Regions from separate parts of the Homo sapiens genome. Here region 1 is linked to region 2. A link is an interaction called in ENCODE POLR2A ChIA-PET data of the cell type or tissue named here. Cell type or tissue: A673. All regions are shown on one strand. Each heading gives the region's core, and the rest is flanking DNA. Links, peaks and the distances in the headings are about the cores only.

Region 1 (13,678 bases), core at 4,176-6,675, 1.1 Mb before region 2:
TCTCACAATCCTTCAACTGCAACATGCACTCCACCCCAGGCCACGATCCACTGTACATGCACAAAACTAGACCTGTAGACCAACTGAGTTTGCTAGCCATTCATGGCCCCAGAGATATTTTGTAATGTTTTTGATATGTATTAAATTTGCTATCTCTAGTGTGTATCTGCAAAGAAAAAAAATTCTTAATACATGTTTTTAATATTAGAATTATATAAAAGATGTATCAAAAAAAGTGATGAAGAAAAGTGATTGAGATAAAGGAATGGCAAAAGTATACCTAGGAAAGAACAAACATAAAAGTAGAGTCACAGATCTTAATGTCAGTCTAAGCTGAATGAAGACCAAAGGTACATAGAAGACTTCTCTTCAATGTAAAAGGCTAAATTTCGCAATGAAATTGCAGCAGTCATGAATATTGAAGTAAATTTGATAAAGTGTGACTCATATAAAACAGAAAGAGACTCATTAAACACAGGCACATTGAAGTCACTGACATGGTTTAAATCTCATGTGGAACTGTAATCCCCAGTGTTGGATTTAGGGCCTGGTGGGAGGTGATTGGATCATGGGGGCAGTTTCTCGTGAACGGTTTTGCACCATCACCCTGGTGTTGTTCTCCCATTAGAATTCTCACAAGATCTCATTGTTTAAAAGTCTGTAGCATGGCTGGGTGTGGTGGCTCATGCCTATAATCCCAGCACTTTGGGAGGCTGAGGCGGGCGGATCACCTGAGGTCAGGAGTTTTATACTGGCTTGGCCAACATGGTGAAAACCCATCTCTACTAAAAATACAAAAATTAGCTGGGCATGGTGGTGGGCACCTGTAATCCCAGCTACTTGGGATGCTGAGGTGGGAGAATCACTTGGACCTGGAAGGTGGAGGTTGCAGTGAGCCAAGATCATGCCACTGCACTCCAGCCTGGGTGACAGAGTGAGACTCCACCTATAAATAAATAAATAAATAAATAAATAAAAGTGTGTAGCACCTCCCCCCCATCTTTCTTCTTTCTGCTCCAGACATATGAGATGTGCCTGCTTCTCCTTCATCTTCTGCCATGATTGTAAATTTCCTGAGGCCTATCCAGAAGCAGAAGCTTCTATGCTTTCTGTATAGCCTTCAGAACCATGACCCAAATAAAACTGTTCTACATAAATTACCCAGTCTCAAGTATTTTTCCTACAGCAATGAGAGAACGAACTGATACAGCAAATTGGTACCAGGAATAGGTAATTGTTACAAAGATTTCTGAAAATGTAGAAGTGGCTTTGGAATTGGGTAATCAGCAGACGTTGGAAGAGTGTGGAGGGCCCAGAAGACTATAGGAGGTTGAGGGAAAGTTTGGAACTTCCTAGACACTTGTTACATTGTTGTGACCAAAATCATGATAGTGATATGGAAAATGAATTCCAGTGTGAGTAGGTCTCAGATTGAGAAGAAGAATTTATTGAGAACTGGAGCAAAGTTTACTTCTGTTATGTGTTAGCCAAGAGGTTGGCTGCACTGTGCCCCTTTCTAAGGATCTGTGGAACTTTGAACTTGAGAGTGATGATTTAGGGTATCTGGCAGAAGGAATTTTTAAGCAGCAAAGAGTTTAAGATCTGGCCTGTCTGCTTCTAACAGCCTAGGCTCACATTCATGAACAAAGAAATGACCTGAAAGTGGAACTTATATCCAGTTCCAGTGAAGCAGAGTACAAAAGGGCAGCAAAATGTAAAAGTTCAAGGAATTTGCAGCCTGGCCATGTAGCAGAAGAGAAAAGCACATTTTTAGGGGAAGAATTCAAGCTGGCTGCAGAAATGTACATCACTAAAAGGAAGACAAGTATTAGTAGCCAAAATATTAAGAAAAACATCTTGAAGGCATATCAGAGACCTTCGTGGCAATGCTTCCCATCACAAGCCTGGATGTCTAGGAGGACAGAATGGTTTTGTGGACCATGCTTAGAGCCCTGCTGTCCTGTACAGCCTGTGGACACTGCTGCCTGCATCCCAGTTGCTCCAGCTCTAGCTGTGGCTCAAGGGGCCCAGGTAGAGCTCAGACCATTTCTTCAGAGTGTGAAAGCCATAAGCCTTGGAGGCTTCCACGTGGTGTTAAGTTCAAGGGTGCACAGAATGCTAGAATTGAGGGTTGAGAGCTTCTGCTTAGATTTCAGAGGATGTATGGAAAAGCCTGCATGTGCAGGCAGGAGTCTGCTGCAGGGGCAAGGGTCTCACAGAGAACCTCCACTATAGCGGTACAGAGCAGAAATGTGAGGTTGGAACCCCCACACGGAGTCCCCACTGGGTACTGCCTAGCAGAGTTGTGAGAAAAGGATCACTTTCCTCCAGATCCCTGAATGGTAGACCAACCAGCAGTTTCCACCCTACTTCTGGAAAAGCTGCAGGCACTTAACACAAGCCCATGAGGGCAGCTGCAGGGGCTGAACCCTGCAAAGACACAGGAGCACAGCTATGCAAGTCCTTGGGAGTACACACCATGCACTATTGTGCTCTGGATATGAGACGTGGAGTCCAAGGAGCCTATTTTGGAAGTATAAGATTTAATGTCTGCCCTGCTAGGTTTCAGACTTGCTTGGGGTCTCTAGCTTCTTTCTTTTGGCCGATTTCTCCCTTTTGGAACAGGAGTCTTTACCCAATGCCTGTACCCCCACTCTATCTTGGAAGTAATTAACTTGTTTTTGATTTTACAGGCTTATAGTCAGAAGGGATTTGCCTTGTCTCAGATGAGACTTTGGACTTTGGACATTTCCGTTAATGCTGAAATGAGTTAAGACTTTGGGGAACATTTGAGAAGGCATGATTATATGTTGCAATGTGAGAAGGGCATGAGATTTAGGAGGGGGCCAGGGGAGGATTGATATGGTTTGGGTCTGTGTCCCCACTCAAATCTCACATAGAATTGAAATCCTCAGTTTTGGAGGTGGGCTCTGGTGGGAGGTGATTTGCTTGTAGCGGTGGTTTCTCATGAATGGTTCAGCACCATCCCCCTAGTGCTGTTCTTGTGATAGAGTTCTCACAAGATCTTGTTGTTTAAAAGTGTGTAACACCTCCCGCCGGCCTTCCTCCTGCTCCCACCATGAAAGATGTGCCTACTTCCCCTTTGCCTTCCATCATGATTGTAGGTTTCCTGAGTCCTCCCCCAAACCAGACACTGCTATGCTTCCTGTACAGTCCACAGACCTGTGAGCCAATTAAACCTCTTTTCTTTATAAATTACCTGGGTATATTCTTTATAGCAAAGTGAGAATGAACTAATATAGACACCTTATTCATCCAAGCCAGAAAAAATAGAGAAACCTAAGGATATGAAAAACTTAGATAACATTAACAATAAGGTAGAATTGACAAACCAGATGATAGAAAATACTTCCTCTCTTCAGGTGCTGTTGACAGCTGTTGTGATACCTCTGGTTCTTCTTAGTTTAAAATAAATTAAACAAGAGACATACAGCAAAAGAAGAACAGCATAGAGTAATTTATTGTGAAAGAAAAATAATATTTTGAAAGTTAAGTGCAGAATAGACTGTACACACTGAGAGTGAAGGAATTCAGGGAGGGCTGCTTGTTAGGGTGAGACAGCATTGATTATTGCTGGAGAAACCCCCATTATGGGAGTTTTACATGGTTATTCATAAGGAGGTGGTAACAGGTGTTACTAGTAAGCAGGTCCTGATGGTCTTCTGTACATGTACAGTAGCTGTACATGCTTATTCATACATCCCATGTCTCATTAGCATCTTAAATCTCCACCCATGGGTGTGTTTTTTACTATTGTAATGAGCAAAAGATCAGTTTGAGGACAGGTAAAATCAAAATGTGCATGCTCTCTGGAAGGGAAAGTCCCTACTAAAGATAGCTTTGCTTGAGTGAGCTCGGTTACAATATGACTGCTAAGGCTTATTGTATTGGCTCTATGGTCACCACGGTCACTGCATCCCAAGTATATGTCAGGTCCTTGACAACCTATCCTGCCAAAGAATCAATCACAAAATTTGACAATATATCAGTGTGAATAGAAAATATCAATATCTTCTTTAAACAAAATGAAAAAAATTCAAACATTCTGAATTATCATGCAATAAAATTTGAAATATTTTTGAAAGTCAGAAAATGTACAGGTCCTTTTCCTGGTAGGTTAAATTTTTTTATTGAATGGATCTCAGATTTGAGGGAAGCACAAATCATAAAAGCCAAATTTCCACAAAACAATAAATATCTATTAAGAATATGAACTGTAGAGCAAGATAGTCTGATTTTGAATTCCAGCTTCTCTTACCAGCTAGTGTGACCTTGAAAATTACTTAATGACTCAGTTTCCTCAATGTAAAATGGAGATAGCACCTACCTCATGTGTTTAGTTGACAGTTCTATGAGTGAATATAGTAATTTGTTAATGCCAATGCCTGGAATACAATAAGCATTTACTGGAGTGTTTTTAAATTTAAAACTTAATAACATACAAAAAGGAATATATGAAATTCATTTAGAACAGTGCTGAGGGGAAAACTTGCAGCCTTAATTATTTTCTTCATCACATTCAAATAATAAAATTAACTGGATTAAGCTTCTGATTTACAAGTTAGGAAAAGATCAATTATATGAAAGTAGCAAGAAGGAATTGATATGCATATACATAGAAAATGAGTCAGAATAACTAAAATAATAAATCAACATAAAGCTCCAATGATATGTATGTTTTTAGAAAAATTAACTTACTACATAGAAAGTTTAAGACATAAATTTCTGTGTATGAAATACAGAAAGAGGGCGGAAGATCTGACTCTTCAAAAATGCCAAGGATTAGACAATTTCACAGAGGAATTGTGTGAAAATTTTATTTCAAGTATAAATAGGCCTTTAAAATGAGAAAAAATTCAAGCTTTAAAATAAGCACATCATTGACAGAAAATCCTGATGAATTGCAGAATGAGAGAAAATGATGGACAAAACTTATTGATGAACATCGTAAAAATTTTAACTTAAATATTAGCTAAGAGAATCTAAATAAATTAAAAGAATGACATACAATGACTACATGGGGTTTATTGCAGGAAGGCAGTGATGGGTTAAAGAAGGAAATCTAGGAATATAATTTATCCTGTAAATACAACCAGAAGAAAAGTCATATGATCATGTTTATAGATGTTGATAGGCATTTGATATAATTCAACAGTCTTGTTTTACACACACCCACAAGGAAGCAATGAATCCTTCCTTAAAATAAAATTCAAAAATTCTCTATCTACTAGTTAGCTATTTTAGACCCAAGCCAGCATTTTCCTTAATGTGAGGTATTTGAGGCATTTCAGTCAATAATTTATGGAATTAGTGCTGTTAACCACTGCAAAAATTTTTAGAGCTATAATTAATGGAAGGGAAGAGACAAAATTTATTTTGTTGTAGTTGTAGTTGATAAGGCTGAATGCAGGGAAAACTCAAGGAGGGGGCTAAATATCTAAATGGCTTCCCTATGGCCACCATGCTGACTTCAGCCATGGCTTCAATTTCAAGGAGGCCATGAATTTTGCCACCATGTGATAAGCAAAGTGGCCTCAGTGCAGTGGTGAGGAAGCCATTGTGATCTCTTCCCTGGATGCTGTCATGGGCATCCTGTAACCCAAGTGCAATGAGCTGTGGAAACCCAGGCAAGAGGGATTAGTTGCAGACCCCATGGAATCCAGGGCACAAGCCAGCCTGGAGATGCCCACCTCGTAGAAGATCCAAGTGCCTGAGAGGGCTCTCTGGACTGAGGCACCACCTGTGTCACCAGGGCCATGACCCACTCAGCCTATGACCTCCAGCTGTGGTGCCTGTTGCCTCACATTTCTGTGCCCAGTGTTCCTGTGGCCAATTTAGCCTGCAGTGATGCTTCCTAGCCCAGGACCTTAGCTTGGACCCACTGCCCACCCTGGCTTTGTCAACCTTGGTCTGAACCTTTCAACTGGTAGATGTGGTTGTGGTCCTTATCCTTTGTAACTGGGGGTTCAGAAGCCAATCCTCCAGGCTCCATCTGGCCAGGAGGTGCCTTTTGGTGGTCACAGACTGCACACCTCCAGGCCCTGAACCTAAGCCTCTGCCCACAGATGCAGCTTTGATGGATAGGCCTGTACCACTGAGCCCAGGATCCAGCATCCTGCCAAGGATTCTGGGTGCTGCTGGAGCCCCGCCCCTGTGCCCATGGTCAGCTTTTATATCCCACTGCTCTGCTCTGTGGGGGCTTCTTGAGATTGGTCACATTTACAACTCAGAATTTTCGCGAATTTTCGCAAATTTTCCGGCCACTAAAATTGCAGTGCCTCCCAGTGCTTAGCTCCTGTGGTGAGGTCCCAGGCACTGCTGAGTCCAAGGTGGTTACCAAATTCACTATACTTTCTTCATCCTCTCAGACACTGTAATATCTTGAGACTTCTACTTCTGCGTCACCAGCTGAGATTTCATCCACTGGACATGAGTATCTCTGAGAACGAGGTCTTCCTGGGTTTGCCGAGAGCTCATCTACCCCAGTGTCCCAAACTCTGGACCAACTATAGAGGCTGCTGAACTTCTGAAGAATTTGGAGTGTGGTTCCCCTTCAATCTTCTTCCCTTATCTCTCCCTCCCTCCCTCCCTCAACTCTCCCCTTCTTGCAAAACTAGCCTTTTATGGCCAATTAGGTCAATAGAGTCAGAAAAAAAAGCATCATATTTCTAAGTCATTGAGATATTTACAATGTGATATCGCCAGTATTTGTTCACAAATATATTAAAGGTCACCAACATGTAAAATCTGACTTTCTTTCTAATATTGTAATTTCAAAAACATTGCAGGAAGAGGTTATTCTCCATGCATTTTTCTTCACAGTTATTTGAGAACATTTCAGGCAACACTTATGAATATTTTATGGGCTGGTTACATTTTGTGGTGGTGAGTGAGCTCAGCGTATGGTTATGAGGTTCTGGCTGTCTGGTTGTGTGGGAGCACTGGGTTGCAGTTATGCTTTGAGGATAGCTTGGTAGGACCAGCCTGGCACTCAGCCAAATAGCAGGACCCAAGTTGCTGAGAAAGATGAGCAGCCCTAGGATAAAAGTGTCATCATCTGACTCTCTTCTCTCCCAGGCTCCAAGCTGTGTGCATATTTCACACTGGTAATTCATTGACTCAGCCTAATAAATAAACCCCCAAATAAGTGAATAAGACAGTTTCAGTCAGGAATGTGTTTTGTGTAGGAACTAAAGCAGGATTGGACGACAGGGCAGAATGGGCAGAGGCTGGCCAAGCCGCTGGTCCAGGAAGGCTTCAGAGAACAGGAGATCTTCTGGGGCCCCAGCTGAGAAAAATAAGAAGGTCCATACTGGGATTTTCCACCTGCAGGGAACTGTAAGTGCAATAGGCCTAATATAGAACTTGGTGAGTTTGTTTTTCCAGCGATACGATAGAGGCTTATTTATATCTGGGGCACACAGAAGAAGAAGACGCGGAGATCAGACCACTTAGGCCCTGTGACTCATGTTAATTGCATTATTGGGTAGTCTATCAACTTGAATTGAGAAGGCACTGGAAGTGTAAAACGGCAGTGAAGATGTGATTTATACATTTAAACAATCAGTTTAGTTGCTCTGTGGAGAATGTGCCAGAAGGAGAAACAGACCATCTAAAAGTGAGAGTGACAGTTGCTTAGACTCAGTTGTTCATATTGCAAATGCACAGAAGTGGACAAATTCAAAACTTATTTTCGAAATTGAAGGTGATAGTTTTGGATGTAGAAGGAAACATTCAGAGAAGCAAGCCACCCCTCCCCTTAGTACTACTCTTGCTTAACTGCCCTTACAGAATGTTATTAAGGCTCCAAAGTTGAAGCACCAGGCAATTTGAGGGCTAAAGTAAAAAACAATTGGTGCTTGCCTGAACTTCTCAATAAAGAACAGAAAAACACAAATTTTCTTGCCTATCTCACTCATTCAGACAACTTTGTCATTTCTAATGTAATAAGAGATGGAAGTTTATTCTTTATAAAATTCAAGCTGGGAGGCTGAACGCAGAGTCTCCAGGCACACAGGAAGATGGAGTGAGTTGCCTGGCTGAAAAGGGGCTAAAGCTAATACTGAGATGGTGGAACCACAAGATGAAAGCATACTGGACTCACTGGAAGGGAGAAGCCCTAGAGAACTGCTGGACCTACAGTACACCTTGTGTGACCAAGGAATCAATTTTTATGTGATAGGAAAAAGCCTCATTGGCCCTGGAATGCAGGAGGCAGACAGCCTTCAGCTGCAGAGAGCTGCCTTACCCAAGGCCATGTCTCTTCCGAGTGTAGCCCACATCCAATGACTGCTCAGTGCTGGAGCATAAAGCTTGGCCATCTCTGCTGAACTCAGGACAATCCTGAGGCCATTTGAGCTCCAGAGTCCCTGCAGGATCGGCTGACTATCTTTGGGCATAAACCACAGATCAACTTTTCTCTGTGCTCAAACCTGCTTCCTATACCTCCCTTAGTCAGATATTGATCCCAAAGGCACTCTAAAGATCTTGGTGCTGAAGTCTTAGAGTCTGCTCTGTAGTGGACCTGACCTGCAATTGTACTTTAGGTTTCTTTGTGTTTCAAAGGCATAATTTCCTTGAGAGAATAAAGATTGGTCCCCCTGCTGAGAAATTATAATCCTTCTTTGCATGGTTATTTAGGGATGTGAGGAGATAGAAATGGCCATGAGATAGAATCTCAGCTTCCAATGTATGGAACTATTGTTGTGACCCCCATTGAAAACATGCCACTTTGAACACCAGAAGTCACAAGGACAAGAAGCAAACATCTGATCTTTGGCCTGATGGATCAGTCCCAGTTTTACACCTGGATTTACTAGAACCATGCGCTCTGGCTCTGAAAGAAACAGTTCCATTTCCAGAGCAACTGACTCTCACATGCATTGCTACTGTGAATGTACCATCATACAGCCCCTTTGAAAAACCGTTTGTCAATGTTCTATAAGCTTAAGCACTCATCAATCCATAGCAGTTCTCCTCCTAAATACCTACACATTTTATAAGAATCATGAACTGTGGATAATTCATATATCTCTGAATATATAAATAGAAAAACTCATAGCTTATTAAAATTTGTAGCTTATTGAATATTATTCAGCAACAAAAAGGAATGTATTGCTGGTACATGCAACAGGAATAGCTGGATCTTACAAACATCAGATTTGGAAAAGAAGCCAGATCCAAAGTGAAAACCTATTGTATATTTTCATTCATACTCATTGCAAATATAGACCAAAGTAAGCTGTGGTCATCGAGTTTAGAACGTGATTGCCTCTGGTGGGAAGCAGGGATTGACTGGAAAGCTCCTGGCATGAGAGAATGTGATGGGGCCATGGGAATGTTCTACATCTCCTTTTGGGTGATGATTACATGGGTGTATATGAATGTTAAAAGTCACTGATGTGGAGACCTATGGTGTATGCATTTTTATTGCATGTATTTTAAACTGGAGAAAACTGAACAGGAGACAAGACAGGAGCAGCTGGAAAAGTGGGAACCATCTTAAGAAACACTGGAAAGCTGAATGCTAGGCTGGCAGGGAGAAAACCTGGAGGGCAATGGAATCCCCAATGCAGAACCAAAAGGAATCAAGATTTTGTGACACCAGGTACCTCTAGAGTTGGATGTAAAAGTGAGGCTAAACACAGAGATTTTGATAAAAATCTGTTGGAGAAGTTTCTTTAGTTCCTTGGGTCAGCTCCATCAAGTTAGCATCTGGATGACTACTTCCACCAACGACTTCCACTCATCTTTCAGTGGAAAATGAGACTTTCTTGCTCCTATATTCCAGGTGAGAATTGGAGGTTGCTAAACTTAGGTGATGAAGTCGGATTGTGGACATAAAAGTGCAGGAAAGAAAGGGATTCTGACAATTTCTGGAGATGGTAGCTTGGCTCACGTTCCAACTTGGAATGTGAGAACTGAATTTCTGCTTGTTATCTTCAGCAGCATCACAATCTTATCCTAGCCAGATAGATGCCCTGGAATGGCTATCATTAAAAAAAATCTTGGATAGTAAAAGAAAAGAAACATAAACACACAAATAATTTGTAGAAAATATTACTCCTATTGTCCTCCTGTTTCTATTCAGCTACTTTCATAAATATTTTACATTCTCTTGCCAAATAAGAGCAAGCAATAGTACAGCTAAACTTGTTTCTAAATTAGTCTTCTGGAAAGTTCAGGGAGTTAGGGGTGGCTGTGGAGGGCTTCTTCAAGCAATTGTAATTAGAATTCTATGTTACTTCATCTGACAATCTCAATTTGGGTCACTCTTCTTTGTAAAATTTGCCCATATCTAGCTGTTTGCCCATGTCCAATCATAAGCTTTTGCTATTCTGTACTGTTTTGTTTTGGAAAATCAAGGAACATTGATAATGAAAATTATCTAAGAGCAAGTGTAGAGCCATCTTTGTCCTCTCCCATGACCTCTGTTCCTTCATTTCTGAAGGCTTCTCTTCATTTCTGAGAAATAACAATTATGAGTTTGATGCATATTCTTCCTGTTTATAGTCGGAAGTCTACAGAGCCAAGATGATATGTCAGGTTTGGTTTTAACAACTTCTCTTCCTCCTGCTACCTATTTAAAAACTCAATATTACAAGGCCTGAACAGATTGCTACGTATATAGATCCTAGTGACTCCAACAGAGTCAATAGACCTGTGTAATTTTTTATTTTATTCATTCCCCTGCTGATGGACATGTAGATTATTTCCACATCTTTGTTATGTCAAACAACACTTTCTTGAACAGCTGTGTGCATAGAACTGGAGTTCCTTGGTTATACTGATATTTGTTTTCAATTATTCTAAGAATAGCTAGGTCAGTCTACAATTTCTATCTCCATTAGCAGTGGGACAGTTCTGGTTTCCCCATATCTTGGCCCATTTTTACACTGTCAGATCGTTTCACTTTTTCTAATTTAAATTGAGAAAAAGTGTCTCAATGCATTTTCTCAATTACTAGTGATCTTATACATCTCCTCATATTTATTGGCCATTTGGATTTCCTTTTTTTTTGAGTTGCCTTTTCTAAGGCTTCGATCCCTTCTTTTGGGTTGACTCATTGTTTTTATTGATCTGTGGAAGTTTTCAGGATACTTATTCATTGTCTATTTTACATATGACAAAACTGTTCTTCCAGCCTGTATCTTGTCTCAATTTTTTATGTCATCATATACTGGAATGAGTTAAATATGTCAGAAATTTTCATTGTGGTTTGTGCTTTTGGCTCTTCTTTAAGATAATTTTCCCACCTTGAATTCATAAACACATTTTTCAGTATATTCTCAAATAGCCCTAAAGTTCTCTTTTATACAGTCTTTAATCCATCACTAATTTACTCTTCTAAGTAGTGCACGGTAGAGCTCTATTTTATTTTTCCCCCCAAGATCAATATCTCTTATTGAATTGTTGATTGCTTTTCATGGGATTGGTAAGCCACCTTTATTATATACAGACTCCCACATATACAGTTGAGCCTTGAACAAATGAAGTGCATGGGTCCACTTATACAGGGATTTTTTTTTTCCACAACCGTATTGGTAAATTTTTTGGAGATTTAGAACAATTTGAAAAAACTCCCAGATGTATCTTGTACTCTAGAAATATTGAAAAATATAAGAAAAAATTAGGTGTGTCATGAATGCATAAAATATGTATAGATATTAGTGTATTTTAACATTTGCTACCATAAAATATGTACAATCCTGTTACAAAAAGTTAAAATTTATCAGAATTTACACACACACACAGACCATACATAATGCCATTTGAAGTTGAGATAAATGTAAACAAATGTAAAGATATAGTATTAAATCATAACTGCATAAAATTAACTATAGTAATACTGTATTATTATAAGAATTTTGTAGCCTCTTCCTTTTGCCATTGCAGTGAGCTCGTGTGGTGAGTATCCTCTTAAAATGCTGCAGGATGCTAATCATCTCTGCCTGAGCAATTTTTTTCTCTCTGGTAAATTGTCTATCACAGTAAAAAGTGATCTCTTGAGTATCATGTTTAGGGCAATATCCTAAAGCTTGAATAATACTATGGGGCCCAGACGAAGTGCCACTAGTGATGCTGGAAATGTTCCCAAGAAGCAGAGAAAAGTCACGACAGTATAAGAAAATGTTGAATTGCTTGATGTGTAGGGTACATTGAGGTCTGCAGTGAGGTTGCCAGCCATTTCAGACAGGCTATTCATCTTGTAAATGGTTAAGGTATCCATAAATATAGTACAGTATAGTAAATACATTTTCTCCTCCTTATGATTTTCTTAAAAACATTTTCTTTTCTCTAGTTTTCTTTACTGTAAGAATCCAGTATTTAGTACATGTCACATACAAAATCTGTGTTAATCAACCGTTGATATCTGTAAGACTTCCAGTCAACAGCAGGCTCTTAGTAGTTCAGTTTTGGGAGGAGTCAAAAGTATTTGAGGAGTTTCAACTGCACAGGGATTCAGCACCCTGAATCCCCTCATTGTTCCAGGGTCAACTGTACATGTATCTGTGTCTGGTCTCAGTATCTGTGCTTAGAGGTACTGTTGATATCAGCTCAAATATTACAGTTTGATAAGGGAGAAGTCTTTTTTTTGTTTTAAGGCATCATTTTGGGGGTTGTCATTTAAATATTTGACTCTAACAGTGCTAGCTCTACCGCCTTGAACAAGTGACTTAATGTCTCAATGACTCAGTTCTGTCATCTGAAAATTAGAGGTATGAATCTTCTTATAGGTCATAAGAATTAAATGATTTATTGTACCAAGAGTAAACCGAACAGTGTTTGCCATGTTATAGTCACCAGGTATGTTAGCTATTTTAAATAATATTTTACTATTAGAAATAAAGAGGGACTTCTGTTCATCAAAAGATATGAAAAAAAGAGAGAAATGACAAACCAAGGAGTGTGAACTGATATTGTATTACTCATATCCAGCAAAGAGCTGATATCCATTATATATAAAGAGCTAGTGCAGAGAACGCCAACCCAATAGAAAAATGGACAAAATACATAATAGGCAGCTTATGAGTAAGAATACCCAAATGGCCAATGAACGTGAAAAAATTACTCACTCTCATTTGCAGTTAGGGAAATGAATTTTTTTTTTTTAAGTTTTAAGTGACAAAATCTCACTGTGTCACCCCAGGCTGTTGTGTGGGGACGAAATCACAGGTAAAACAAATCTTAATGCCCTCACCTAACTGGCTAAAACTAAAAAGTCTGATATTCACCAAAGGTTTGCAAAAGTGAAGAGCACTGAGCACCCTCATACACAGCTATCCTGTGTGTAAATTGATAAAAACTGTTGAAAAACAATCAGGCATGGTAAAGTTTGAATTCACATACAGTTGTCCCTTGATATTCTGCAGGTGGATGGGGTTTGGTCCTTAGTAACCCCTGAGGATTCTGAGGATTTTCAAGTCCATATATAAAATGGCTTGGTATGAGCATGTAACCTATACGTATTTTCCAACATACTTTAAGTCATCTCTAGATTACTTACATTATGATGAAAATGCTATGTAAATAATTGTTTACTGTATTATGTTCTATTTATTTTTATTGTTTTTTTTTTCTGAATAATTTCTACCCACAGTTGGCTGAATTCACTGATGCTGAAGCCAGAGGTTACAGTGGGCTGCCTGTATTCTGT
Region 2 (17,068 bases), core at 11,541-14,040:
GGAGCCAGAAAGAGTTTCCTCACATGATCTAAGCTTTGGAATTCCTTTGTTTCTTGCCTTTCAGATGGAAAAAGAATAACAAGTATGGTATTGTCCACAAACTCATTGACCATTCAGTCTCCATTTTAATATACTACACATACACTGTGTGAGTGTGTCTGAAAGACGGTGGGCAGGGGAGACAGAAGAAACTGTGGGTGTTTATGGTTAATATTAATCACTTGGATAATGAATATTATTATTAGAAAATTAGAATTTTATAATTGCATTAAACCTGAAAATTATTAAATATATTGATCTTTAATACTTGGTTCCTAAGACTGTTATTTTTTAACAATCTTTTTTATGTGCTAATTATATGAAAGGGTAGTCTCTTTCAGTGAAATAATTCCCCCTTTCCATCCTTTTCCCCACAATATTCCTGTATCCATCAAGAACAATGTCTTTATAACTGGTAGGCTTTTTGGCCTCTGTCATTCCTATTTTGAACCAAATGATTAAAAAATGACTGTGGTAAATGTTAGCTAACTTGGCGTTATTAGGGCCAAAAGAAGTCCTTCACATATTTAGGCTAATAAGAACACAGGATTCCGGTTTTTTGTATACCTCAAGATCCTCCTTTTGTAATCAAAGATTTGAACACCCAAAAATGGTGACATGAAGCAAGGTGGAATGCCAAAAAATGAAGAAAAATATACTTTCCTGTCGTCCATGCTGATACCTGTGTTTGTTGGCTGAATCCCTGAAAGCTATTCCTTTGTCTCCCTCTTCAAGTACTGATTTCCAGACAGCCACCTGACCGCCACCTGAGCTCATATTACTGCCCCTTGCCTAGGAGATCTTTGTATAGCTCCTAACTCTGAAGCTTTGTGGCCAAAGGAAGTTATTTATGCCATCTGTAAAAGAGGGAGCAAAATGGCTGCCTCTTATATTGTGTTCCACAAGGGTGCTCAGGAAATTTATGAAAAATCTATTCCAGTGACTGCTGAGATATGAATGTTGAACTCCTAATGGCTGCTAATGGGCGATCTTATTGCACTCTTCCTGTTTTCCTTACCCCCAAGTGGTCAGCCAGCATTCAGAGAGGGTAAGAAAGATGGGGGGGTTGGTGAATAATGATTGCCGGGTAAACCACCAGGGACTGGGTTTGATAATGCATCCTCACTTGGAAATGCCTGAGCAGGAAGCACCTCCGAGACATAGTCCAGGAAGGCCCCAAAAAGCTTTCCAGGTAGAGATCGGTGAGTTTCTATGATCCCCAGAACCTGGGAATCCTCCTGACAACTTTGTATTGTCCTAGGGTGCTTGATTTATCTGGCTGAGTCCCTTACTTTTATATAGACCAGTTTTCTAAAACTTGAGGGCAGATGCTTGTCTTCTACCATAAAATGCTGGTAAGAAAGAGATTTCACAACCCATTCTAAAATTTAATTTTTCTTTAGTCTTCCAAAAATATGAAAAGTCACTAGTTATACTTTCTCATGTAGTAAATTCCAGAACTCCCTTGTCATTTGATACTTACAATACCTTACAAGGAAGATATGCCAGAACCATGTGGTAATAAAACCTTTTTCCATATATATATTGGTAATGTTCCACAAACCAAATCAGCTTTCCTAATACAACTTTGTACAGCGATCAGATACATTAGGCCTATCACTCACCACTGAAAAAAGACAGTGGTGGCTCACACCTGTAATCCCAGCACTGTGGGAGGCCGAGGCGGGCAGATCACGAGGTCAGGAGATCGAGACCATCCTGGCTAACACAGTGTAACCCTGTCTCTACTAAAAATACAAAAAATTAGCCGGGCGTGGTGGCGGGCGCCTGTAGCCCCAGCTACTGGGGAGGCTGAGGCAGGAGAATGGCGTGAACCTGGGAGGCAGAGCTTGCACTGAGCTGAGATCCCACCACTGCACTCCAGCCTGGGCGACAGAGCGAGACTCTGTCTTAAAAAAAAAAAAAAGACAGTGGTATCCAACAATTATCATATCAAATACTTGATATATAACAGTTCCTTTTTTTTTTTTGATATATTTAAGAGAGAATAAGAAATCCCCAACCATGTTAAATTCTTTACCAAGAATCACAATAATTTTTTGATCCCTAGAGAAAGGTGATTTGACAGCAGGAAATCTGACCTCTGGGGCTACCTCTCCCCTTTACCTACTCATAATCATTTTGGTCAGCAACAACTGTTGTTTTTCAGTGTTTTTCATAAAGACAGTGCAGAAGCTCAGGGCAATACCAGATGATGGCAAAGACCAAAATAATACAAAATACTCAAGCAAAGGCAAACATTAAGGGCCTTTGAAATTTCCGTCTCTGTTGCCTATTCCCACTCTTTCCACCCACATCTACTCTCCGTGATGCAATGAAGGCCTGGGTATGTGGGTAGTAATGACTGCATAATTCTATCTTTAAAAAAATCTATTGAATTAAGGAAGCTGCAGAAAATGAGGAAAACTTATTGAAAACCATCAGAACGAAAAGTTCTCAAACCCAAGTAAATTGCTGCTGAGGCTTATCATTGATGATGTTTCACTTTCTTTATGTGGTTAATTGCTTCCTGCCTCCATAGATGATTTTATCCATCTTTATCAGCTTTTGTTTTGTTATTAGTGCCCAGGCATTGGCATGGTTCATCTGGTACTCCATTAGACTTGTGGCAAGCACAAAAGCCAGGACTAAAGGAAGAAAATTAATTGCTTACCCTGCTAATATCAATTCATTTTCACCTTCTTGCTTTGGCCTGACTTCACCATACTGTTGACAAGTTATATTTTTCTTGTTAGTTCTTTGATCCTCAAAAGCTAAAAATCAGCCCAGATAGATGAGAAAGAAAAGACAGCATTAAAACCACTGTTATTGCCTCTGGTGAGGTATGTAGTTTTGGGCTAAGGCACAGCCCTTCTGCCCAACATGAACAGGCTGAGATGAATCTAAGCCAATTTTGATGAATGGCCAGCAGAAGACAAGATCTTGGAGTTTCTTTGAGCAAACCATAAGAAGCTACTCTCTAAATTTTGCTGACTTTATACCAGAGCTCTTACATGCAGAGGCACTTCTCAGCTCCAGTTGATATAGCCTGGAGCAGTGCTGCCAGAGGTAGCAGTGTTGCCCCTAGACGTCACTCTCTCCATCGTTCAGTAGTTCCCAAAGGACCTTCCACCACTCCAGATCTACATGACAGATACCTCCAGAGTCTAGAACTTGAGGGTCAGGCGGCTCTTCCTCCCTCTAGAGCCCACCAGTCTGGATTAGGGTAAGCCTATGGGCTAAGGAGGTCAAATACACTTGACTGGCTCCATTTATTCCATCACGGGCCATGCTAGGAGCTGTCATTTTAGGGACACACAGGAACATCACTGTCTCTGTCTTTCAAATGGCTTTATTTGCTGCTTTTGACTCAGGACTAGGTTGGCCAGATGTAATAAGTAAACATATAGGATGCCTAGTTAAATTTGAATTTCAGACAAACAAGTCATTTCTTAGCATAAGTATGTCTCATGTAATATTTGGCCTGTCTTTACCATACTGTTGACCATATCTTTATTGTTAGTTATCCAATACTCAAAGGCTTAAGATAAGCCTAGGTATATGGGGGAAGAAGGATGACATGACATCCTTCTGGTGAGGTGCTTACTTTTAGGCTGGAGTGCAGCACATTTTTAGTACAAATATGTCCCATGCAACATTTGAGACATACTGGAAAACAAAACAAAACATTATTTGCTGTTTACCAGATATTTAATTTTAATTAAGTATCTTGTATTTTAATATTTAAATTTAATTAAATATCTTGTATTTTACCTGGAAACCCTACCAGGACCCTTGACATCTCCCCTGAAATACAAAGGAGCAAAAGATTCCCTATGCACAGATAGTTCTTTATCTTTATACTACGTAAGAGGCCCCAGCTAGAGCCCCAGTTGTGCTTACCCTGAGAACAGGGCATATTTAGGTCTGTCAGATGGAGAAGAGAAATCCCACCAGGGTCCATTTAAATGAGGAACCAAAGAGTATCGCAAGAAAAAACTCATCCTCAGGGATGAGAGCCAAGGTAAATGAGTTTGAGGCACTATCATAGAAAAAGGGGTGATTCTGAGCACAGAAGACCTCCTCCCTCCGATTGCCTTCCTTCTCCACACATAAGGACCAGGCCTTAGCAATGGGGGTGGTGATACAAAGACACAGGGCATAAAACAAACAAAATAATGTAGCTTTGGAATCAGGAGTTTCTGTATCAGCAGGGGAGCACCGTCAGCTTGAAGCTAGGACCGCCTCCATGTCCACATCGATGGGCACTGGCAGCAGAGCTGGCACTGTGGCCAACATTACCAACAGGGCTGTCTCTGCAGGTGCTAGCGGGACGCATCACCACAGCAATCTGAGGCAGGATGAGAGAAAACTAGCCAAGGCGTTGGGGCGATCAAAAAAGCTAGCCTGAGAAGATATTCATTTAATTAACATTTACCAACGTATAGCATGCAGTCTGTTATGTGTAGCTAACAGTACAATGAAAAGATATGATCCCTAATGTCATGGTGCTCACAATCTAGTGCAGGAAAGCAACAAGACCAGAGACAATCACAATATTGTATGGATAGAGCTATAATAATTTGCAAGCACATATGAGGGGCACCTAACCCCTCTTCAGTTTGGTAGAGTAGGTTTTCTGAAGAAATGACTTCTATGTTGAAACCCAAAGGACCAGTAAGAATAATTCAGGAGGAAGAGTCCATATGAGGTGCCCCTAGAAAATTTCTCATCTATTTGGGAGAAATCTGAAGGGGCTAGAGTTCCCATCTGAATGATGGAAGAATTAGGGAAATCTTGATTTGTGAATGTTACTCTGACTCTCTTTTTCCCTGTTAAACTGGTATGACTGGAAAAATACCCACCACTTGCTAAGGGCTTATTCTGAGAGTTAACATTGAGAAAATACCATGGTAAGCGTAAATGACATGGAGATCTAAGATCTCATAACCCTCAGGTTCCAGTACGATGTTATTGCAGATTCTCTGCAGCACCTCACCAGTTTGCTGACATTACATAGGCAAACAGTATTCTTTGCCCTATATTTTGCACTTTGAAAGTCCTTTTATACTAAAGAAAGTATTGCCAATGCCAAAGAACGAAATTATCCTTCCTTCCCATTGTCAGATCCAGGAAGGGATCTCATTTACAAAAGCAACCTAAATGCAGCATTGATGAGGTTATTGCTTCTCCTCTTGACGTATCTCTCCATCAGGTTTTGCAAAACTGATTTCTCTTCCTCTGGTCAGAGCAGCCTCAAAATAATAGGTTTCAGAATAAGAAAACAACTATTTTTTTGTTTAATCTTAATAATAGGGTATTTCAGGTTTGTCTAATGAAAACCAGAAGCTGATGATCTAACACAATCAAATACTAGCTTTTGTGCAAAAAGAAATAGTAAAATAACGTAGGACCTTGTCTAAATAAGACTTACAACTGATGCCAGCTAAATGGGAAAAAATAGCAATAACCTTTTAAAACATTAATTTAGACTTTTATTGGAATACAAAGGATCTCTAGTGTCTGAAAGCAGGCATTGTCTCTCTTTTTTATTTCAACAGAACTGTGGCTTGAATACAACACAGCAGGGTGTGTGTTTTCTAAAGTTGGGTCATTATCAGAGTGTTCACTGCCGTTTGCCAATAAGCCTTTATTTGGCAAAGTTTAAAACTGCTGACAAATGGGATTCTTCCTGTAGCAGTATAACATGGTACAGCTTAAATATGCCTAATTACAAAAGTCCTCCAAGGGCAGTCAAGAAATCTATGCTTTTGAGAAGATTCAGATGGACAGTCCTCAAATATTAATAGGAAACAGGAAAATCTTTGAGCCCTCGGTCATGTCGCTCTTGCTCCTATTATTATGGATTTTAAGTTGCAGGGGCCTGTGAGATTATTCAAAACAATGTCTAGTTTTATCCGAAGCTGCAGGGATTTCCGATTTCCATAAATTTCTCTGGAGACATTTAAGAGGCGGTTTTTTACTTCTGCACACTTTGGTCCGTGGGTTTCTGTGGGTGTGTGTCTGTAACTTTCCTTCCCTGTTCTAATTTGTCCCTGTTCAGAGACAAATAAATTGGAAGATTATTATCCAAAACTCCAAACAACATTAATTCCTTGCACATATTTTGTGCTTTTAGACTCCAAGAATGATAATAGACAATCTCTTTAGAATGTGGAAGGGGGACCAATGTCAAACCATTTAATCACAATCTCCACCTCCAGGAGCCCCTCTGAAAGAACAGAAGCCTTACTTGAACTGGATTTCATGGGAAAATCTGTGCCGCGAACCTTGCTCTCTAATTATAGCTGGGGGAACGTGAGGTTTGTTTGGAATCAGATGTAGCTTTCCACTACCATAATTACACATTTTATTTCAAACACCTCACTGCAGTGTTTGAAGATGTTAGCACAATTGCACTAAGTATCATCCTGGAGTTCTTGCTTGGGAGGTCTGGTAGAGAATGAAGGAACAGGACAGCAATTGAAATGATGAGTTTATAGGAGTCTAATAATTTCATGGCTGGAAGTATGACATAAAGAAATGAGCTTGGGCTTTTTATTCAGAGCTGGGAGTTCTCGTCTCAATTCTGCAGCCTAACTGATAAGACCTTTTACTAACCAGGTAAAACAATTAGCAACTGGGATCACATTGCTGGGAAGATGCTGAGTAACATTAATTAGAGTCTCAAAGGACTTTAAACAAATACGTACATCTAGAGAAGAATTTTTATAATGTAGTTAAGAATGCTTATTGAGAAAGAAACTCAGTGTCTATAATCCATTGCTGACTAGCATGCTTAGCTATGGTTAAATCTTCCAGTAAGCCAAGAATGAGGGGAGAAGAGGGAGGCAGGTTGGGACGAATAGAGTAAGTGGTAGAAGTGGGTTCTGTTCAACCATATGTAGAGGAATTAATCAGCTCTTTTTCATGGATTTAGGGCCCTCAATCCCTATATAATTCCTCAGATATTTGTGCTACCTGCCCCCTTCCCCTCCATGTAGCTGACCTTAGAAGATTAGAAGAGAGAGACCACTGGGCTTATTATCTGATGAATGGCTCTGTTTTTACTGTGAAATTATAGGAAGTGGTTTAAATTGAGAATAATAGAAACAGTAACAAATAATAAGAATACTTGCTATCCTGTGTTAGATCATCTGGCAGGCTATCTGATGAGAGATAGGGTTTCATCTCGGGAAGTTTTAGAAAAGAGGCCAGATATATACCAAGTACTACTCTAGGTATTTCACAGACATTTTGTTTCACTCTTATACAAATCCCGTGGAAGAGAAATGACTTTCCTCATTTTAGATTCTAGGGAGTGACAGGGGACAAGTCAAAGGTAATTTGGAGTGAAGGCTGCCCTGATCAACTTCCAATGCATTGGATTATTTTCATTTCATCATTTTCTCAGTGCTATGGAATCTTTGTGATCCATTAATAATATTAATAATAATCCCTACATTTGTATGGCATTTAATACTAATGGTTTTCAAGGAAGTTTCACATGCATTACCTCACTGGACTCTCAAAAACAAGTCTGTGGGTTGGGCAAACAGGAATTATTACCTTCATTTTAAAAATAGTGAAACTGAAGCTCAGAGAGGTGGCATGCTTTATTTAGGGCTAAGACCAGAGTCCAGCTTCTGTTAGAACTAAGCCTTGCTTCCTGTTTTCCCTTTGGAGACCTTGAGGAAGACCATGAGCCGCCAAATAGCTACCATGATATTGCTAAACCCTGTACCAACTCGTGGACAGTAGTCTCATTAAACGCTCAAGATCCTTGGATGGAGACCAAGAACTCTCTATCTCTGCAAAAATCTCTACAGAAACATTTTTCTCTTTACTCTGCCTCCTCATTTAAATGCTAAAATATTTACAGTGAGTGATAAGTCAGATAACATCATGCTGCCTTGTGAATTTTTAGGGAAAAGATGAAGAGCACATGATAAGGCTGGGAATTTTCAACTGCCTGGCACAGTGGAAGAAATATTTGTCTAGGTGTTAAGACGTGTGGGTTCTGGTCCTGTCTCTTTCACTTATTAGCTGTGTAACCTGTTACTTGTTGTGTTAAAATAAATCCTCTAACAGTTTCCTAAGTTATTAAAGGGACTGTCCTGATAAAATCATGATGTGTGAGGGCTTTTAAAAATTGTATACTTGTTCGGGCGTGGTGGCTCATGCTTGTAATCCCAGTACTTTGGGAGGCCAAGGCAGGCGGATCACCTGAGGTCAGGAGTTCGAGACCAGCCTGGCCAACATGGCGAAACCCCGTCTCTACTAAAAATACAAAAAATTAGCCGGGCATGGTGGTGGGTGCCTGTAATCCCAGCTACTAGGGAGGCTGAGGCAGGAGAATTGCTTGAACCTGGGAGGCGGAGGTTGCAGTGAACCAAGATCATGCCACCTCACTCCAGCCTGGGTGACAGAGCAAGACTCCGTCTCAAAAAAAAAAATTGTATACTTACACGTGTGTGTGCCACACACAAACATTGTGACATGCAGTATGATCACATAAAATATGGATGATTTTCAATCTACTCCTATAACCACAAAGTGAGGGAAAAGGTTTATATATCCATATCATTGTGGTAGCATGGTATCTTACATAAGAGCACCCTCAGGATATAATTTTTATAATATTATTGGTAGCAGGAGCTTAACTATTTGAAGGAAACCAGATAGGTTTCTTATAAGGAATTCCATCTCTTGGGATCCTTGAGCAGGCCATGAGATCTGGTAGGTTTTGACAAGAGAAAATGAGAAACCATGCTCAGGGCCAGTCTGGCTATATGTACTCACTACTTGCTCATAGTTGAAATGATTTTTAAGAATTGTATACAATATTGCTATTAGCAGTGAATCGGGGAGGCAGGACAGGGGACAAACCATGGGACTCAGAGTCAGAAAGGGCTGAGTCCAAATCTAAGATATATCACCTGCCAGCTGTTATGAGTCTGTTGTCTAACATTTTTGACCTTCAGCATCTTCAACTGTGTGAGCTGATCACACCATATCATAGTTTACTTTGAGGATTAGATGAAATCTCTGTGTAAAGGACCTCAAATACTTGCCATGAGATAGGTACTCAGTAAATGGCAGCATCAGGGTTTTCTACACTCCTCATCCTACAACATGGACTCTGAATACAGCAGTGAGGCAGGATTGTGTCATCCAAACTTGAGGATTCCTCATCTATTGACAGTTGTTCATTTGGGTTTGTAAGAGAGAAGTAGTTTGATGTTGAAAATGCTGTTGGTTACTTATTTTTGTTGAGATTCTTTAAAAGTGAAAAGAGGCAGTTGACAGCCTTTTTTAATGCAGAAGCTCTGAGAAAAATGGTGCCAGACCAACCTGTTTTGGCACACTCTTTGCTGAAAATGAAAGGCCATGTGATCTCCTGGGGATCATGAGACTTGAGTTCAACCTTTCAGCTACCCCAGAGTGAGATCATGTTCTATCCTTCATTTATTAAGAAACCATTTATAGAATACCCACTTATGAGTTAGTGTCAAACTCATTGTAGTGTACTTAGTATCTGGCTCATTGTAGGTGCAAGAAAATTTGTAATAAGTAATTATATGCATGACTGAAGAAATAATACTATATATGCTATACAGCTAAACTTTTTTCCTCAATACTTCCTTTTCTATAAGATGAGTGATGTGGACTATAATCTCCCAGCTACCCACAAATCCCCAAGTTTTAACTTATATATTTACATGGCTTTAGATACAATCTAGGTCCCTACATGACTGTAATATGGATACATAAAAGTTTATAGCATAACCCTTATTTTTATACTTCCTGCACTTATCATTTTTTTCATCCTTTATCCTTGAATTCATAACAGTCTTAGGAAATGATTCATGAATGCATTAAACCCTCCCTTAATCAGATACATGAAAAATTATAGTGTTAGTTTATATTTTTTTAAATCGTAGATCTGATTTATGGCTTTTATAGTTCAAGTCAGAAACTTTTGGATTCGACTCTTCCATGAGCAAAGGCTATGTGCTTTAAGTAGAAAAAGTTTCTTTACCTTTTCCACGTAGGTGAAGAAACAAAGACAATTTAACTAAAACTTTCCTTTTTTCTTTCTCTCCATTGATTTCTGGCTAAAACCCTTCTTGGGCAAATTTTGCACCAAAGTAAACTGGTTATAAGGAAAGGAAAATGAATTTAGAGATGATGTAGTTTTTTACACTCCAGTATGATTTCCGAATCTATCACATGCACATTGTAGGGGTATTGTTCGGAGCAAAGTATGCACTTGGGGTACCCCTGTGTTGTGTCTTAAAAGGGGGATTGTTTTTGCCACAGGACATAGAAAAGAATGGTCTGATGCATGCTAGTCACATCACCTGCCACTCTGAAAGAACAGTCAGGGGCTTTAGGCATAATGAAAATGAGGAGTAAAATGCTGGGTGTTTATCTCCAGCATTCCAGATAGAAATATATCTCTGTCCAATGAGAAGCATCTCCTTTAACAAGACTGTGGTGCATTCATCTCTCCTGCGTATACACGACGAGCACACCTCATCTGTCACGTCGGGACATGTTAAAAGGAACCCTCTTCCCCTGCTCCTTTCTACTCTGAATAAGTAATTATGAAAAACAAATCATTGCCATGTCTCTTTCTTTCTTCATTTTTATTGGGTTTTGTCTGCCTGTCTCCCGTGGACATAAAGAATTGTTCTGTTCATTCAGATTCAATGATTTTCTTTGGGGGGTTGTTTCAGATAAAACAGAAGGTCTGATTTTGTCAGGCATGCAGCTCTGAAAGTCTCTTAGAGCAACTATACATATGAATTTGAGGGCAAAATGTCACCCTCTAAGTGAACTGAATGGAGAAAACACAATAGAAGTCTGTTAAAATGCTGCTTTGGGTAACATGAAAAAAAAAAAAGCCTAGGTGTGGTCATTCTTTCTGGAGGCCTGGTAGGTGCCTGTCTACACTATGATTTGCAGGGTGCCTACCCGCCTGAAGCTGAACATTATTTTATTTAATGCATTGCTTTCCCTGAAATGTTGGGGATCAATATGAAGTGGGGAAATGTCCTTCTGGCCTGAAAAGTCTGAAAATTCTGAAAAATACACACACACACACACACACACACACACACACACACACACACACACACATAAGCACGCACACTACCTGATAGGAGAAGGCAGGAAGAAGTAGTGTGTGTGTATGAGAAAGACAGACAGCACATGTGTGAGCTGATTAGATGATCTCATAAAGTGGTTTGGAAACCAAAGGACAGAGGAGTTGAGACAAAGCTTTAAGTCCATCTACATTTTGACGAATGGATTCTGCCCAGGCAGGAAGCTAGAAAGGCGTAAAACAGGCCCAGTTAGCATGGATGTGAAATTGATTTCTGAATCCTGACCTCACATATAGCCCTATTGCTTAAGGCGGCATCTTAAACCTCGTCACTTTAGGATCTCCCTCTTAAAGGTTCCAGTAGCCCTCTGTGACGAACATTGCCTTCCACTGTGACATGCAACCCAGTCATGTGCCTCATCCACGGTATCACAGAAGCTCTTCAAAATTGAAAAGTAGGCCAGGTGTGGTGGCTCACACCTGTAATCTCAGAACTTTGGGAGGCCGAGGTGGGCAGATCACAAGGTCAGGAGTTTGAGACCAGCCTGGCCAACATGGTGAAACCCTGTCTCTACTAAAAATACAAAAAGAAAGTTAGCTGGGCATGGTAGCATACGCCTGTAATCTCAGCTACTCAGGAGGCTAAGGCAGGAGAATTGCTTGAACTCAGGAGGTGGAGGCTGCGGTGAGCTGAGATCACGTCACTGCACTCCAGCCTGGGTGACAGAGTGAGACTCCGTCACAAAAAAAAAAAAAAAATGAGAAGTTAAGTTTTCAGCCAGGCGCAGTGGCTCATGCCTGTAATCCCAGCACTTTGGGAGGCCGAGGCAGATGGATCATTTGAGGTCAGGAGTTCAAGACCAGCCTGGCCCACATGGTGAATCCCCATCTCTACTAAAAATACAAGAATTAGCCGGGCATGGTGGCATGTGCCTGTAGTCCCAGCTACTCAGGAGGCTGAAGCAGGAGAATTGCTTTTGAACCCAGTAGGCGGAGGTTGCAGTAAGCTGAGATCACGCCACTGCACTCCAGCCCAGGCGACAGAGTGAGACTCTGTCTCAAAAAAAGAAAAGTAAAGTTGTCCTCAGTCTGTCTCTGTTTGCCTCTGTCTGCTCTCTGTCTCCTTCTCTTTGTCTCCTTCTGTCTTCTCTCGGTCTCCTTCTCCTTCTCTCTTCTAAATTTCTCTGCTGATCTCTCCTTCTTCCTTTGTCTCTGCCTGGCTCTGCCTGTCTCTCTGTCTTTATTTGATCCACCGCCATGTTCTTAACTGTCACCTCAATGCATATGACTCCTGAGTCATCATGGCCAGTACTAAATTGTCTTCTAATTTGTACTCCAAAACTTCTAACTACTTGTTGGATATCTTCGCCTGAATATTCTACCCCTCAAATTATCATGTACCAATCTAAATTAAATTCAATATCTAAATAATTGACTTGAAATTTCGTTAACAATTTTTGACAAATACAAAAGTTATTGCCATCACAGCAAGAAAAGCTTTGCTCTTCCTCCTGATTCATACATCAAACATTTACTGAGTCTCTACTATGTGGGAGTGATGAAGTCACAAAGCTGAAAAAGATAATCCCTGCTCTCACGAAGCTCAGCTTCAATGACAAGTGTGTAATCAGAATACACAGTGCTTGGATATGAGACCTTGCAAGATAAAGTGAGAGCACATAGGAAGGATACCTAACCCAGACTGGGAGCAGGGAGTGGGTTAGGGTGCCCGGGAAGACTTCTGGGAAGTAGTGACACTTACCTTGAATCCTATGGGTTGTGTAGGAGTTAATCTAGTAAGGGGATGGAGAGAGACGTCAGCATTTCTTGAAGCATTGGCAACAGTACACAAGCCCAGACAGACAGCCTGGCAACTCTGAGGAAATTGCAAGTAGTTCAGGATGATGAGAGCAGAGAGTTAGGGCAGGGACATGCTCAAAGCACCCACACCCACAGCTTTGGGGTCTTAGAGTCATTAATGAGCGACCCATTCCCCCTCACCCTACATAAGATAGTATTAAGCCCTGAAAATTTGACTGCCACCAGATAGTCCTCGTCTCCATCCCTGTGGTCACTACTCTAGTTCAGACCTGCTTTACCCTTGTAGGGCCACCATACTAACCCCTGCTTGACAGTTTCCAGGCCTCCCCAACTCTAGTTTATTTTGCCTCCCATTACAGCATTTTTCTGAAGTCTCCCTGCTTAAAGCGTGTTCTACAGTCTAGCAGCATCAGCATCACCTGGGAACTTCTTGGCAATGCAGCATCTTAAGCCCCTCCCTAGACCTACCGAATCTAAATGTATACTTTAACAAACTCTTTTGGTGATCTGAATGCACATTAAAGTCTGAAAAGCATTGCTTTCAAGCATAGCTCTACTTATCTCCCATCATTGCTGAAACACAAAACCTTCTGTTGCTCACTGGTGCCTGCTGAATACACTTCAAACTCCCTCGTCTAATTTTCACTTTCTTCTAGCCTACCGGGACACTTTCCTTTTTCAGAACATGCTCCATCCATCCTTCCTCAGCTCCTGCCTTTGCCCTTGCCTGGGACACTCTTTCACCTCTCTTTATCCTTCTGATCCATAGGGCTGAGCTAAAATGCAGCGTCTTTCTTGATTTCTCCAAGGGGTGCCTCTCCCATCATTGGGCATCCAAAATATTTCCATTATTTCTTCTTAGTCTGTCATATCTTGCATTACAGTTATGAGTTATATTTCTTGACAGCAAGTAATCCGAAAGCTCCTGAAGGGCAGAAACTATATCTAACTCATATAACCGGCCCTTGATATGGTTTGGATCTGTGTTCCCACCCAAATCTCATGTTCAGTTGTAATTCTCAGTATTGGAGGTGAGGCCTGGTGGGAGGTGATTGGATCGTGGGGATGCTCCTTCATGAATGGTTTAGCACGAACTCCTCAGTGCTGTTCTCATGATGGTGAGTGAGTTCTCACATCTGGTTGTCTAAAAGTATGTAGCACCTTCCCCCTCTTCCTTTGTCCTGTTCCTGGCATGTAAGACACCCGCTCCTACTTTGCCTTTCACCATGAATAAAACTCCCCTGAGGCCTCCCCAGAGCAGATGCTGCCATGCTTCCTGTAAAGCCTGCAGAACTATGAGCCAATGAAACCTCTTTTGTTTATAAATTACTCAGTCTCAGGTATTTTTTATAGCAGTGAGAGACTAATACAGCCCTTAGGATTTTAGTTCATAGGTGATCAATACATATTTTTAAGATAAATTGTTGAAAAAATGTTTATAGCTAGGCATAGTGACTTATGCCTGTAATCTTGGCACTTTGGGAGGCCAAGGCAAGAGGGCTGCTTGCACTTGAGGCTAGGAGTTTAAGACCAGCCTGGGCAACATATTGAGATCTCATCTCTACTATTAATAAAAATATTAGCCAGATATGGTGGTGTGCACCTATAGTCCCAGCTACTTGGGAGGCTGAGGTGGCAAGTTCACTAAGCCCAGGGGTTTGAGGCTGCAATGAGCTATGATTGCACCACTGCACTCCAGGCTGGGCAACAGAGTGAGATTCTGTCTAAAAGAATAGGTGAAAAAGAGTAACTGCATATTGTTATCAACAGCAAAAGAAATGTAGACTCATTCAGCACTCACTTGGTAACATCCAACAAATGACCTCTACTGGATTTAAATGACAAATCGAGAAACAACTTATTCCCAACTACTACAGCTATTAAAAATATAATCGACAGAGAAGATAGAACACCAGTTGAAGTTCTGTCCAAATGTTTAAGTGTTAAAACTCTGCAGTTCTCACTTACCTTAAATATCATATAGCACATGGCCAGCAAGAATTCTAGGTGTATAAAACTCATTCTCTCTTTTCTTCCAACTAAAGCGAGGGACCGTGGGGGCTAGCCATAAACCCTTTGATCATTTTCTTCAGTGTATCATGTGAAATTTGTTTCAGTCTCCTGACACATGAACACATTTACCAGAAATATTCCTTAGAGCCAATTTGTATAAAGCAAGGAAGAGTCATGGTGGGTGTAGCAGAAACTTGCAATGTTTCCAGGCAAGGAAATACTGTGTTCACAGAATGCTGATTTGGTAAAAGAAGGAGAGGAGTTTTGCTGGGAGAATACCAATGTAGTTTAACAATGCAGCTCAAACATGTCGGGGCATTCTAGGTGACCAGCTCTCAATGACAAGCCCTCAAGACAAGCAGCCTGCCTGCCAGAATCTCACAGATTGGATGCAAGCAAGGGAAATGCTCCATCTATCTCTCTCAAGGTGGAGGAACCAAGGAGGACACTGCAGTTATATTAAGTGATTCTAATTATCACATTTCTACAGCCAGAATGCAGGGTAGTTTTACCCACTGATTCTCCCAGCAGGAGCCAGCCAGAAGAAAAATTAAGAGGATGCTTTGGAAATCTTCTTTTTTCATACTTAAATTCATAGATGGTCAAGGTATAAAATTTAGGCCCCATCTGGATTTTCTGCTTCTGTTTTTAGAATTTTTTTTTTTTTTTTGCATGAGGTCCCAATTAGTCCAAAACAATGAGGCATCCCTTAATCCCAAATGACGCTTGCTCCTACGCCTGTACCTTTCCTTGTCCTATCAAAACATCAAGACTTGTAGTGGTATTATTTGTTAGGAGGACCACACGATGGCAGTTAAGCATGTGGTCCCTGGGGTCAACCCACTTGGGTTCAAGTCCTTACCCTGCCTCTTCCTAACTGTATCATCCTGGCAAGTTATTGTAACATTCTGCCTATTGAATCTTGCCTTTCTTTTATATTTTGGTATTTTGATCATCATGAATTTATTAGGATTAATTTTGGTTTTTTAAAGGATTACATTAAAATATTATTAATCTTGATTACTGAGGTTTTTGACATTCTCTCAAATTTTTTACCCAAAGCAAGTGAGGTAGTGGCCTGTGTTTCAGTTGTCTCATCTATAAGGGAAAGTTAAAAATAGTGGCTGGGTGTGGTGGCTCACACCTGTAATCCCAGCACTTTGGGAGGCCAAGGTGGGTAGATCATGAGGTCAGGAGTTCAAGACCAGCCTGACCAACAAGGTGAAACCCCATCTCTACTAAAAATACAAAAAATTTGCTGTGTGTGGTGGCACACACCTGCAATCCTAGCTAATCAGGAGGCTGAGGCAGGAGAATCACTTGAACCTGGGAGGCAGAGGTTGTAGTGAGCCAAGATCGCATCACTGCACTCCAGCTCTGGACAACAGAGCAAGACTCCGTCTCAATAAATAAATAAATAAATAAATAAATAAATAAATAAATATGATAAAACAAAAATAGTAACGATGTCACTGGATTGTCACAAGGAATAAAGATGGTAATATACTTACAGTGTTTAAAACAACACTTTGCAAAATATGTGAGCTCTCACTATGATTTTCTTTGACTCTGCAAATCTGTTCTTCCTACATTAGAGAAGGAGGACTACTTTAACAAAGCTTCTCAAACTGAACTTTAACAAAGAATTACCTAGAGAGCTTGTTAAAAATAGATTCCTGGACCCTGCTCCCAGAAATCCTGATTCAGTAGGTCTCGGGTGGGGCCTGAGAATTTGCATTTCTAACAAGCTCCCAGGTGCGGTAGCTACTCTGGGGACAAAACTTTTGAGCAGTCTGCAACACAGAAAATGCAACTGGAGGGCTCCCTATCAAATCTTGGATTGATTTGCTACCAGCACATACACTTACTCCAAATAATAGCTGCTCCTACCAACCTCCTCTCAGACATTATCCAGGTTCAATTTGAGAAATAGAATCAGTTGCCAGTTGCCTCTGCAGCTTTTATCTGCATATCATAGTCTTCCCTTTAGAACTTGTAGGCTGTCTTATCAGTGCTTATCCTGACTTTGTAAATGAATACTTAGAATAACATTGCAGAAGTGAATAAGACCACCCAACAACAAAG

What was found. ChIA-PET counts read pairs that join two places held together with the same protein. Peaks named below come from ENCODE experiments on the same cell type or tissue, not always from the same donor. Only the 100,000 strongest peaks of a DNase experiment are listed, where the experiment ranks them.
Region 1: POLR2A ChIA-PET joins it to region 2 with 11 read pairs; 2 of 35 experiments call an interaction of 5 or more read pairs at or near these places.

What each region holds. Positions count from the first base shown.
Region 1 is chr11:95,051,813-95,065,490 of GRCh38, forward strand. It overlaps the pseudogene LOC100420803. Among named protein-coding and RNA genes, the nearest start is that of SRSF8, 8.3 kb to the right of the region's middle. In A673, for the core only: no CTCF peak of the experiment used is centred there; no DNase peak of the experiment used is centred there.
Region 2 is chr11:96,137,525-96,154,592 of GRCh38, forward strand. All of the region lies in intron 1 of MAML2 (mastermind like transcriptional coactivator 2), which reads right to left. Among named protein-coding and RNA genes, the nearest start is that of MIR1260B, 200 kb to the right of the region's middle. RefSeq lists an enhancer at 12,063-13,262. In A673, for the core only: no CTCF peak of the experiment used is centred there; a DNase peak (open chromatin) is centred at 12,727.